Regions from separate parts of the Homo sapiens genome. Here region 2 is linked to region 1. The links are chromatin loops, found by intact Hi-C in ENCODE. Cell type or tissue: B cell. All regions are shown on one strand. Links, peaks and the distances in the headings refer to the core of each region. The heading gives the core; the rest is flanking DNA.

Region 1 (5,378 bases), core at 208-5,207:
TGGGAAGGAAAAAAAGTCTTTTAGCCATGTTTTCTGTTTTCTTTCTTTCTATTAGCTCATTTCCAGTCTGTTCCTTTCCATCCATCATTTGCCTAAAAATCCTCCCTCATTATCATACAATTAGACCATTTTATGACCTAACAGGCCCTTTGAGATCACATAGCCTTGATGCTTTCAGACTGTTTGGATCCTAGAGTTTTCAGACTGCCTCAAGTTCCTTGGCAGTCCTCATGGGCCATCTGTTGACAAATGCTTGATGGTTCTATAGTCATTGATTCACTCATGTGGCAACAGTACGGGAAGATCTACTTATGCTGGCCACAGCATGCGGTATTGAAGATATGGCAGTGAGCAAAATAATTAAGGAGCGAATGCTCACAGAGGACCCTGCCCACATGGTATCTACAGACTGTGGGGAAGGGCATTGGTAAAATTCATATCACAAATGTAAGCTCACAACTGTGACACCTGCATGACAAAGATCTATACTGAAAAGAGCTATATTGCTGTATCTATTTAATCATGTCAAATAAATACATGATCTGACCCATCAGAAGATTCTGGAAAAACTGCCCTGGGGAGTCGGGGCTGACAGGAGGTCTAAGGATGGGTGTGCATTAGATGGAAGGGGAAGGCAGTCCAGGGGAAGGAAGGTGCATGCAAATGCTCAAGATGGGAGGGATTTGGGTGTTTTTGGAGAAAGAAGGTAGTAGGATAGAGTTCCGAGAGCAAGATGGAGTGTGGAGCAAAATGCAGCTAGTGTGTCCTATGAACCCCATTCTGGATTCCAGTATCTAGAATGGGGTTCTCAGAGCAATGGCAGCCACAGAGCAATGGCAGCCACAGAAGGGGGTTTGAATAGGAAGGAGCACAGGGCTGGTGAAATTAGCATGTTTGCCTTCACAAGCTGTCCCTGGATGCAGAGTGGAGAATGTTCTGGAGGGCACCTCGTGAATGCAGGCCCCCAGAGGCAGTTATGGGAGTGGTTCAGGGAAGACACGAAGTGACTTGGACTCAGGAGCTGGTGGTGGAGGAGCAGCTGGAACAGGCACGAATTGCTGTGTGACTCCCAACACACAGAGCAGGAAGTGCTCCATTTCTTTTTATTCCAAACCAAACCAGATTTGGCTCCAAGTGGCTACTCATCCTTGGGAGCAAGTGACAACTTGGAGCCAGACTTTATTTGACAGTGTGACTCCCCAGCCCTCCCCTATTCCTTGGGTCACTCCGGTGCTTACCCAGTCAGGAATAATTGGGAAGTGATGTCAGAGAATTTTTCCTCTGCTTTCAGGCTATTTTCATGCAGAGAAGATTTAGTATGAACTGTGTCTTCTCCCTGATTCCAAAATGAATTTGGATCTGCATAACCCAAAATACCAGCCATCTGTTCTTGTCTAAAAGTCAAAGCCACACCACCAGGCGCTGACACCTGGAAACATTTATTTGAACTTTTTTTGACCACAAAAAATAGATTGCTTGTAAATCACACCTATCAAAGATTCTAGCTTTTCAGTTGCTATAAAATGTTACAATTGCCACCAAAAGAGGGCATTCTCTTATCTGTTTAAAACAACCCCACACAAGCTACCTGGAAATGTGAATGCAGTCTCTTTTCTGTAGCAGGGGCTGCTGGTCAGCAGTTCACTGAGACATGGGCTTTTTGTCTTGCCCTTCACTGACTATTTAAAAGTGGAAATCTCTGCTACTTGGACCAACTCCCTATGACTTCTAGGGCAAGGGAGCCCACAGTTCTAGAACCCAAAGGCCTGGTTGTCCATGCCACCAGGAGAAGATGAAAGAATACCTTTTTCCATTGGTCCGGCAATTCCTGTAGTGACAGTGCCCACAGACCAGTCTGGGAAGGCTCGGGTGTCCACTCCAGCCCCAGCTTTCTTCTGAATGGCTTCCTACCCAGAGGGCATGTTTGTACCACCTGACCCCACCTCCGTGAGTAAGCTGCTGGGATCGAGAATTCACACCTGCAGGGCTACTACATGTGCAGGTTGTGCTTTGAAGAAGACACTTGGCCTAGAGGGCAGTTGAGGTCTGAAATCCAGGCAGTGTTCAGCTGCCGAAAAGCATGTACTTGCTGGGGGTGCCACAGCCTGGGGAAAGGGCTCCTTTTTGAATTAGTCCACCCAAAGACAAGCCCTTTTAGAATCATCTGCTCTGGAGGGGAATCTCTTCTCCAATTTGCCTGCAGGTGATAGGGAAGTGCTGGGAAGGGAACAGCTGGTCCCTTTAAACGATACGGGGAAGGGAAGTGCTGGGTAGAGGAGGGCGTGGTCCCTGGCTAGGGCTCCACCCCCACCGACGTCGGGGAGGACAGGCATTTCCTGCCCAAATGCCATGCCCCCATCCTGTGCCTATAAAAACCCGGATACCCTAGTAGGCAGACACACAGACAGCTGGATCTCCAGTGCCTGCATGCCGGCAGGCCACCGGTAGAAGCCGAATGATGCAGAGTTTGGCTGAGGCAGAAGCAGAACGATGCAGAGTTTGGCTGAGGCAGTCTGAGGAGAGCCCAGGCTGCTGAGCCGCTGAGTGGCCTGACTCCAGGGAAAAATCTTCCTGCTCCATCCCCTTCTGACTTCCCTCATATGCTGAGAGCTACCTCGACTCAACAAAACCTTGCACTCATTCTCCAAGCCCAGGTGTGATCCGATTCTTCTGGTACTCCAAGGCAAGAACCCGGGATACAGAAAGCTCTCTGTCCTTGCGACAAGGTAGAGGGTCTAATGGAGCTAACATAAGCGCCTATAGACAGCAAACTAAGAAAGCACCCTGTAGCACATGCCCACGGGGCTTCAGGAGCTGTAAACATTCATCTAGACACTGCTGTAGGGTCGGCGCCCCACAGCCTGCCCGCCTGTAGGCTCCCCTAGAGATTTGAGCAGCGGGGCACTGAAGAAGCAAGCCACTCCCCCATCGCACGCCCTGCGAGGGGAACAAGGGAACTTCCCCTTTCACAGGCACTGCAGGTGGTAGCACCGGCCATGGGCACCTGACCCAGAGGGTTGAACAGTTGCTGCAAAGTTCTGTCCGTTACAAATCATCTATACAAAACGAGGAGCAGCCCAGGCAGGCAGAAAATATCAGAGTGAGAACATAAGATGTAGGGAGACTGAGGTTGACCAAGGGACAGGGCACAAGGAATGCTGTAGTGATTGGGTGTGTCAGGTTGCAGCAGCAGTGGTGTAGCTGAATCACACTGGAGATAGAGCCTGAGCCAGATGCAGTGGGGACCTCCTGCTTGGGGGCTGTGACCGCGTTGCCTGCACACCCCTGAGCTGCAGCACCACCAGGCTACTGCCAACTCAAGGCCACTGCATAGGGGTTGCCATTTCCTTTTTCCTCTCCTGTATCTTAATAATAAAAGGTACCACGTGGGACAACCTAAGGCTTTTCTTGGTCCTGGAACCTAAGAGTACAGTAGCCAGCGGAAAGTCTAGGAGCTAAGTGGAGAGAAGCACAGAGTGTTCTGGGAACTTCCACGGTAACGTGACTAGAGGCAGGTCCATGACTAGGGGTGGAGTGGGCTTCCTTTTCCTGTCTTGCTTCCTCAGTTCCAGTGCACAGCTCCTCAATTGCAGCTTCCTGGCTCTACTGCACTTACCAGCCTGTCCTGCCACCAGATCACCCCTCCTGACCGGGACAGACAGTGGGCATGTGGCACCCACAGAGGAGACATGAATCTTTATCAAACTCCTGTTCTAACAGAATTTCTTGTCTAACAAAAATTGCCTTCACAAAACTTACTGCAATCACAATTGTTGTGTTTGTTGATTTACTTTTTGTCACCTCCCCTACGAGGTGATGAGCTTTCAGGGATGGAGGCCTTTTCATTGTGCTCACTGTTGTATTTCTCATGTCCAGAGTGCTCAATGCTTACTTACCGAGTCAAGTTAAACATGCCTTGATACACATCAAAAGGAATATGGCTTTCTGCAGAATAATCACCTTGGTAGACATTTTTCCCTAAACGTTTTAAAACAAGGCTTCTAAAATTGTCTTCAGGAAATTAATTTAGAGTATTCATAAGAAAAAGAAGACTTGATGCTTTATGCATCCAAGAGTAAATGAAACACAGGGCTATATTAATATTTACCAAATCAGCTGAAATCCAACTGCTTAGAGAGATGCTTTTCAGTGGCTGACTCGTGTTTTTAACTACAATGATCCTACTTTTCTGGCCTCTGCATATCTGAGTTTGTTAAAGACAGAAAGCCGATCCCCTGCTTTAAGAGCTAAGGTTCCAATCTTATTCAAATGGTCATATCCATCTGTCCTGATGTAAGAAAACTATATTTACGAATATGCTCATGTTTTCCTTCTTATGAGAAAAAAAATCCCTAGCAATACATAAAATTCATATTATGCTTTTATTCTCACTTTCATCATCAACATTCAGATTTAATTCCATAGACAAGCTTGCCCATACTTGGTGTGTACGTGCTTCAGGTAGCAAAGAGAATCCATCAGCCCTAGGGTCTCAAGTCCTGGCTCCTTCCTCAAGGCACCTATGTGACTCTGACAACGACTTCTGCCCTAGTTCTATGGAAATGTACGTTCCACAGTAAGATTGAGTCACAGCCAACTGAAGACCACCGAGGTCACCTCTCAGCTCAGCCCAGGCTTTGTATGGGCTCCTGTGGGACCCTCACTCAACAAACAGCTGTGGGAACCCCAAAACTGGAGGGGATCCTTGGCTTCCCCCCAAGGAATTAATTAAATGAATTCCAGGTGAGACTACACCTTGCCATTGAACTGAAGGCCTTGGAGCCTTCTGGGGCAACCTGAGACTCTTTTCCCAGCACAAGTTTTGCTGAGTGTCAGAGGAGCTCCATCTGACATGGCACAGAAGCTCTTCTTAGCTCCACAGCACATTTCATGGGATTGCACACACCTGTGAGGCCAGTGTACTGGGGGCTCCCAGAGTGAGGCAGGTTGTGTAGGGCTGGTCCTGGAGAGGCAGTAATCATGCGCCCAGCCTTCCTGCACATTTGCTCTGGCAGGAGCTGCATCTGCACAGTTCTGCACCTTCATGGTCATGGTCACAGGGCCAGCTCCACCACAGGATGCACATGAAGTGCAAAGAACATGGGCCTGAAAATCAGATGCTCTGGGATCTCTGCCCTGAACTCCTGACCTTTGGCCATTTAGGCTATGAACTTTGCCATTTTGACTTTCGGCATTCCTGGTTCTTCAAGCCTGACTCCCAAAATGTAACCAGTGTCCCCCTTACACCAGGGACCTCCCTGTTTCCCAGGCTCTGTCTACTCTTAGTCCTGGCCCCTGACCCTGCTCTGCAAACACCCACTTGCTGGGCAAGGGATCAGGCCAGGGTGGCAGGAAGCTAGGAGGAAGGAGAAGGATTC
Region 2 (5,378 bases), core at 225-5,224, 300 kb after region 1:
AAAGCCACACAGGTTCCTGACAAACAAAGACTTCCATGGCTTTCCCAGGAGAAGGGTCATCTCCATAGATGTGACTGCATGATTGTGACATTAATAACAGCCCTTTCCATGAGCAGGCACAAAGACACTAAGTCCCTAGTTCCCTGATGATTTTTCTTTTTTTCTTTTTTTCTTTTTTTTTTTTTTTTTGAGCCGGAGTCTCACTCTGCTGCCCAGGCTGGAGTACAGTGGCGCGATCACGGCTCACTGCAAGCTCCACCTCCCAGGTTCACGCCATTCTCCTGCCTCTGCCTCTGGAGTAGCTGGGACTACAGGTGCCTGCAACCATGCCTGGCTAATTTTTTGTATTTTTAGTAGAGACGGGGTTTCACCATGTTAGCCAGGATGGTCTCCATCTCCTGACTTCGTGATCTGCCCGCCTTGGCCTCCCAAAGTGCTGGGATTACAGGCGTGAGCCACCACACCCGGCCCCCTGATGATTTTTCAAGAGGCAAAGTACATACCTTCCCAGCAGAGAGGAGAGAAACCACTAAGTCAATCCACGGGGCTACATACATCATCAGTGCCTTGGCAGATACTCGCGGCCTTCTAGACCATGGCTCCTGCCCTATGGAGCCTGTCATTGGATCAGGTAGATCACACAAGGTGGCTGACCAGGCAGGTGTCATTAACTGCCCAGTGGGTGCAGAGATGCTGAAGCAATGAGTCCAGAGGCAGATCGGGACTCACCTGTGACCACGGGCACAGGTGCCTGAACGCCTGCTCCTCATTCATAAACCAGAATTCATCATGACACCCCCCTCTGAGGGGACGCACACCTGTTCACGGGGCTCATCTATGTCAAGCATGACTGGTACATGGTATTCACCCAATGAAGGAGGAGCGTGCAGAAACCCACGTGTGATCATCCATACTGTGCCCCAGTGGGAGGGAGCAGAGGGTGTCACGGGAGGGGAGAGGCTCTCACTCCCAGTATGGGTTTTGCAAGCTCTGAGGCTTGAGCCAGACTCAGGAAAAGCAGCACTTTTCGAAGGCCCAGACCCTCAGACCTCACCAGCACTTGAGAAGGAGCAGAGAGAACACAGACCAGCTGCCTGAGGTGAGGTGGACAGCCAGGGACCTGAGCCCTGCTGAGGCCTGCTAGGGACCCTTCACCACAGTGATCTCAGCCTGAGGAGACTCCAGGAACTCTCACTGCTGCCTTCTAAAGTATTGGCATCTTATTTGCAATGACCCCAGCCTTAAGAGCCTTCGTTTTCTGCACTAATTGAAAATATTTTATTAGTTTACATAGAAAGTTGCTGATTTTAGTTTTTCTAAGTAAAGCTAAGTGAGTTTCTAATGGGTTAAAAATGAGGGTGCAGACAGTGTAGACCAGTCAGGAGGGCTGGACTGAGGGTGCTGGACCCAGGAGAGGGTACAGGGTTGGAATTGTGGGTCTGCTTGATGGCAACAATGTGACCAATCTAATCTATGTAGCTCAGTAGTCCTCAAGCTGGGAGCGATTTTGTCCCCCAAGAGATATTTGACAATGTCTAGAGACATGTTTGTTCTCGCTAAGTGGGGAGGTGTGCAGCCGGCATCTACTGGGTGGGGGCTAGGGATGCCTGTCAGCACCCTGCAATGCACAGGGTGGCCCTACAACCAAGAACCGTCAAGCCCCAATATCAGCAGTGCTGCGGTGAGGAGTGCCGCCCTGGATGAAGCTGTGGTGCTCTGGTGAACGTATTAGCAGGTGGGTGTTCCCGGACACTACCCCAGAGATGATCAATTAGAATATTTGAGATAAGTTACCTCCTGCTCCCACCCTGCCCACCCGTATACATAGTACAGAGGTTCAGAAGCAGGCAGGCCCTGGACATGGCACTTAAACTGCTCTCCAAAGTGGAGGCTAACCACGGCACATATGTAACGATGGACAGGCTTTGCACACTGAAGTTTTCCAAACCTTTCCGAGCACCTGACCACATCAAGTCCTAAAACGGTCCTTTAAGTTCAGCTTTATTCCCCTTTTACAAACAAGGAAGCAGAAATATGAGAGTTTCACGTGCTCATGGTAGCAATATCTGCCAAGTGGCAGAATGAGGACTTGAATCCAGCACCCAGCTCATTCCCTGGTTGGCAACAACAAATGTTTGTTGATTGGATGAATGATTGAATAAATAAATTCAAGCCCTCTGACTTCAAAATTCATTTTCTCTCCACTCTTGCATGATACCTCTTTAACTATCTCATAAGGTACTTAGAAGATGTAATGAAACTAAACTTGTATGAGTTATGATAAAAAAAAATAGGAGCAAAGACTTGCTTTTTTCATACAACTGACTTTGAAGTTGTTGAGATATTCAAATCCAGTAATGGAAAACTATTAGTCTATGAGCCTGAACTTTCAAAGAAAGGGAAGAATGACCTGTTGAGACTTGAGCTGATAATAAGTGATGTTACTGAACAGCACAGTGTTCTCTATTTCCAACAATTGTTTATTTAGTGAAACTGCTTAGGCTATAAAGGGTTAAAAATCAAGGCTCATAAAAACAGCCCCAGGGACCAAGAATTTTCAAATAAGCACTTTAGAAGTTTGCCTCCTGGTGGACAGAGGGGAAACTGCAAACAGTGTCAGGTAAATGTGATGGTCTAAGTCAGGCAGCATTTCCCCTTCCTGTTTGTCTGAGGTTCTTCTCACTCAGAAAACAAGGAAGCCACTCTGATGGGCTGGACTGTGTCCCCCAAAGCTTCATGTGTTGAAGCCCTAACCCCTAGCTCCTCAGAATGTGACTGTATTTGCAGGTAAGGCCTTAGAAGTGGTCACTAAATTAAAATGAGGTGGTGACGGTGGTTTGGCCCTGGTCCAATCTGACGGGTGTCTTTTTTTTCTTTTTTTTTTTTTTTGAGATGGAGTTCCGCTCTTTGTTGCCCAGGCTGGAGTGCAGGGGCATGATCTTGGCTCACTGCAACCTCCGCTTCCCGGGTTCAAGCGATTCTCCTGCCTCAGCTGGAGGCAGTAGCTGGGACTACAGGCGCACCGACCACGCCCAGCTGATTTTTGTATTTTTAGTAGAGTCGGGGTTTCACTGTGTTGGCCAGGCTGGTCTCCAACTCCTCACCTCAAGTGATCCACCCGCCTTGGCCTCCCAAAGTGCTGGGATTACAGGCGTGCAGCTGCACCCGGCCTGACTGGTGTCTTTATAAGAAGAGATTAGGGCCGGGCACGGTGGCTCACACCTGTAATCCCAGCACTTTGGGAGGCCAAGGCGGGTGGATCACTTGAGGTGAGGAGTTGGAGACCAGCCTGGCCAACAGAGTGAAACCCCGACTCTACTAAAAATACAAAAATCAGCTGGGCGTGGTGGCATGCGCCTGTAATCCCAGCTACTTAGGAGCCTGAGCAGAAGAATCACTGGAACCCAGGAGGCAGAGGTTGCAGTGAGCCAAGATCACACCACTGCACTCCAGCCTGGGCAACAGAGTGAGACTCTGTCTCAAAAAAAAAAAAAAAAAAGGGATTACACGGAGACCCCAGGGGACTGTGCACAGGGGAAAAGCCATGTGAGGACACAGCGAGAAGGCGGCCATCTGTGAGCCAAGGAGTGAGGCCTCGGAAGAGACCAACCCTGCAGACTCCTTGATCTTGGACTTCCAGCCTCCAGCACTGGGAGACAATCAATGTCTGTTACTGAAGCCTCCCAGGCTGTGGCACTGTGTTATGGCAGCCCTAGTGGACCAATGCAGCCACCATTCAGGAACAAGTTTTCCCAGTGACAAGGAAGTTAAGCATTCAGTCCATTATCGAGCATCTATTCTTTAAACTTGTGTCTAATTTATGAAGGGGCCTCTTTGTGGTTAATTGCAGTCTAATTCAGATGAAGCCCAAACTATGCATCCATGTGAAAAGGTCGGGCCCTCACCATGGAGCTTACTGGTAGCACATTGTTGATTCAAAATGAGCATTTGCTCACCTGTCTGTGCCCCTTTGGGTCCCTAGTAAGACTATGTCTCCATTTGTTGAAAATTTTAATTTGAAAAATTTGAGAGCCATCATTTGTTTCTTATTGCAAAACTTATACACAAGTATTGCAGAAAATGTAGACCAGGAAAAATAAAATAAAATCGAATGAGTCCCTTGCAATCAGAGCTGATCCTGTTAACATTTGTTATTTCTCATCCACAGTGGGGTATTTTCTTTTCTTTCTGTGAATATAGATGAATAGCTTTGGTTCATTTACAAAAATGGGACCATCTTATACAGATTGGTTTTAACTTTTTCTCACCAATAATCTGTCATAAACAACTCTCCGCATCATCAAATATTGTTCTACAGTACCATTTGTATGGCTTTTAATCTTTTATTGCAATAATATATCTTAATTTAATTAATCTGTAGATGGATATTTGGTTCCTTTCTAATTATTATTATTATCATTGCTATTGTAGGAGACAATGTTATGATGAACAACTTGGTAGCCTTTGCTTATATCCATGATTATTTTCTTGGAATACTAAATTTTGATTTTTAAAATTTAACTTTTACCACTGGTAAATGGGGGAAAATCCCTATATTCCCAACCAATAAATAATCTAAACCAGACAGCAGGAATACAGTGATCATTGCTGATGTCTGAAAATATTCACCTTTAGACCGAATTGTGAGGATGATGGCAATTCATGGAGGATGGCTGGGAAGTTAATCAGCAGGGAGGAATGAGGAAGAAAGCAGGGAGAACGTCCACGCCTTCCCATAGCAAGGCTGAAAATGAAGCTGCCAGAAAACAAGTAAGGAAATAAAAAGACAAGTAAAGAGACCTAAGGAGTGGAGAATACGGTTGTTAAAAGGAGTGGAGTGAGAAGGCCGTGGTTTGAAGACCTGATATGACTGGCATGCAGAACGCTCCCGCTCCCCACAAGGCTGGCTGGCATGTCTATTGTCCACCGTGTGCTTTCGGGGGACTTGGAATATTTAGCTGGTTTGCCACCACTGCCCAGAGCCCCTGCCACTGATATGTGCGCAAGAAAACAAGAAGTATAACATTAGATTTGGCAAAGCATGAAAAGGAGGCAGAGCTGCTGCAGGAAGAAAATTCATCTAACACTTTATAAAGTAAAACAAATAAATGTGAGTGTTCTGTTTCACATCTCTGATCGCTTCATTCATACGGAAAATTCAAAATTATCTGCAATGGACATATATTCAGGGTGCCCAGTCTAGGCCATTTCTTTATCTACCACTTTGGCCAGAAAGGAGTGTGTGTGTGTGTGTGTGTGGATGTGCGTGCGTGGATGTGGGTCTGTGGGTGTGTGTGTGCGGGTTTGTGTGTGCAGGTGTGTGTGTGCGTGTGCACGCGTGTGCTTTAATTAACTGTATTAGCCCTTAGAAGAGTGAT

The links. Peaks named below come from ENCODE experiments on the same cell type or tissue, not always from the same donor. Only the 100,000 strongest peaks of a DNase experiment are listed, where the experiment ranks them.
Region 2: a loop joins it to region 1, with 5 times the contacts of the local background. A loop is called at or near these places in 1 of 110 quality-filtered maps.

The regions. Positions count from the first base shown.
Region 1 is chr13:26,783,025-26,788,402 of GRCh38, reverse strand. No RefSeq gene overlaps it. Among named protein-coding and RNA genes, the nearest start is that of GPR12, 25 kb to the right of the region's middle. RefSeq lists a silencer at 2,238-2,287 and enhancers at 2,988-3,037, 2,820-3,435. In B cell, for the core only: no CTCF peak of the experiment used is centred there; DNase peaks (open chromatin) are centred at 2,412 and 2,932; H3K4me3 peaks cover 1,382 bases; H3K27ac peaks cover 2,114 bases.
Region 2 is chr13:26,479,987-26,485,364 of GRCh38, reverse strand. No RefSeq gene overlaps it. Among named protein-coding and RNA genes, the nearest start is that of WASF3, 75 kb to the left of the region's middle. In B cell, for the core only: CTCF peaks have their summits at 2,377 and 2,578 (motif pointing left); a DNase peak (open chromatin) is centred at 2,594; H3K4me3 peaks cover 370 bases.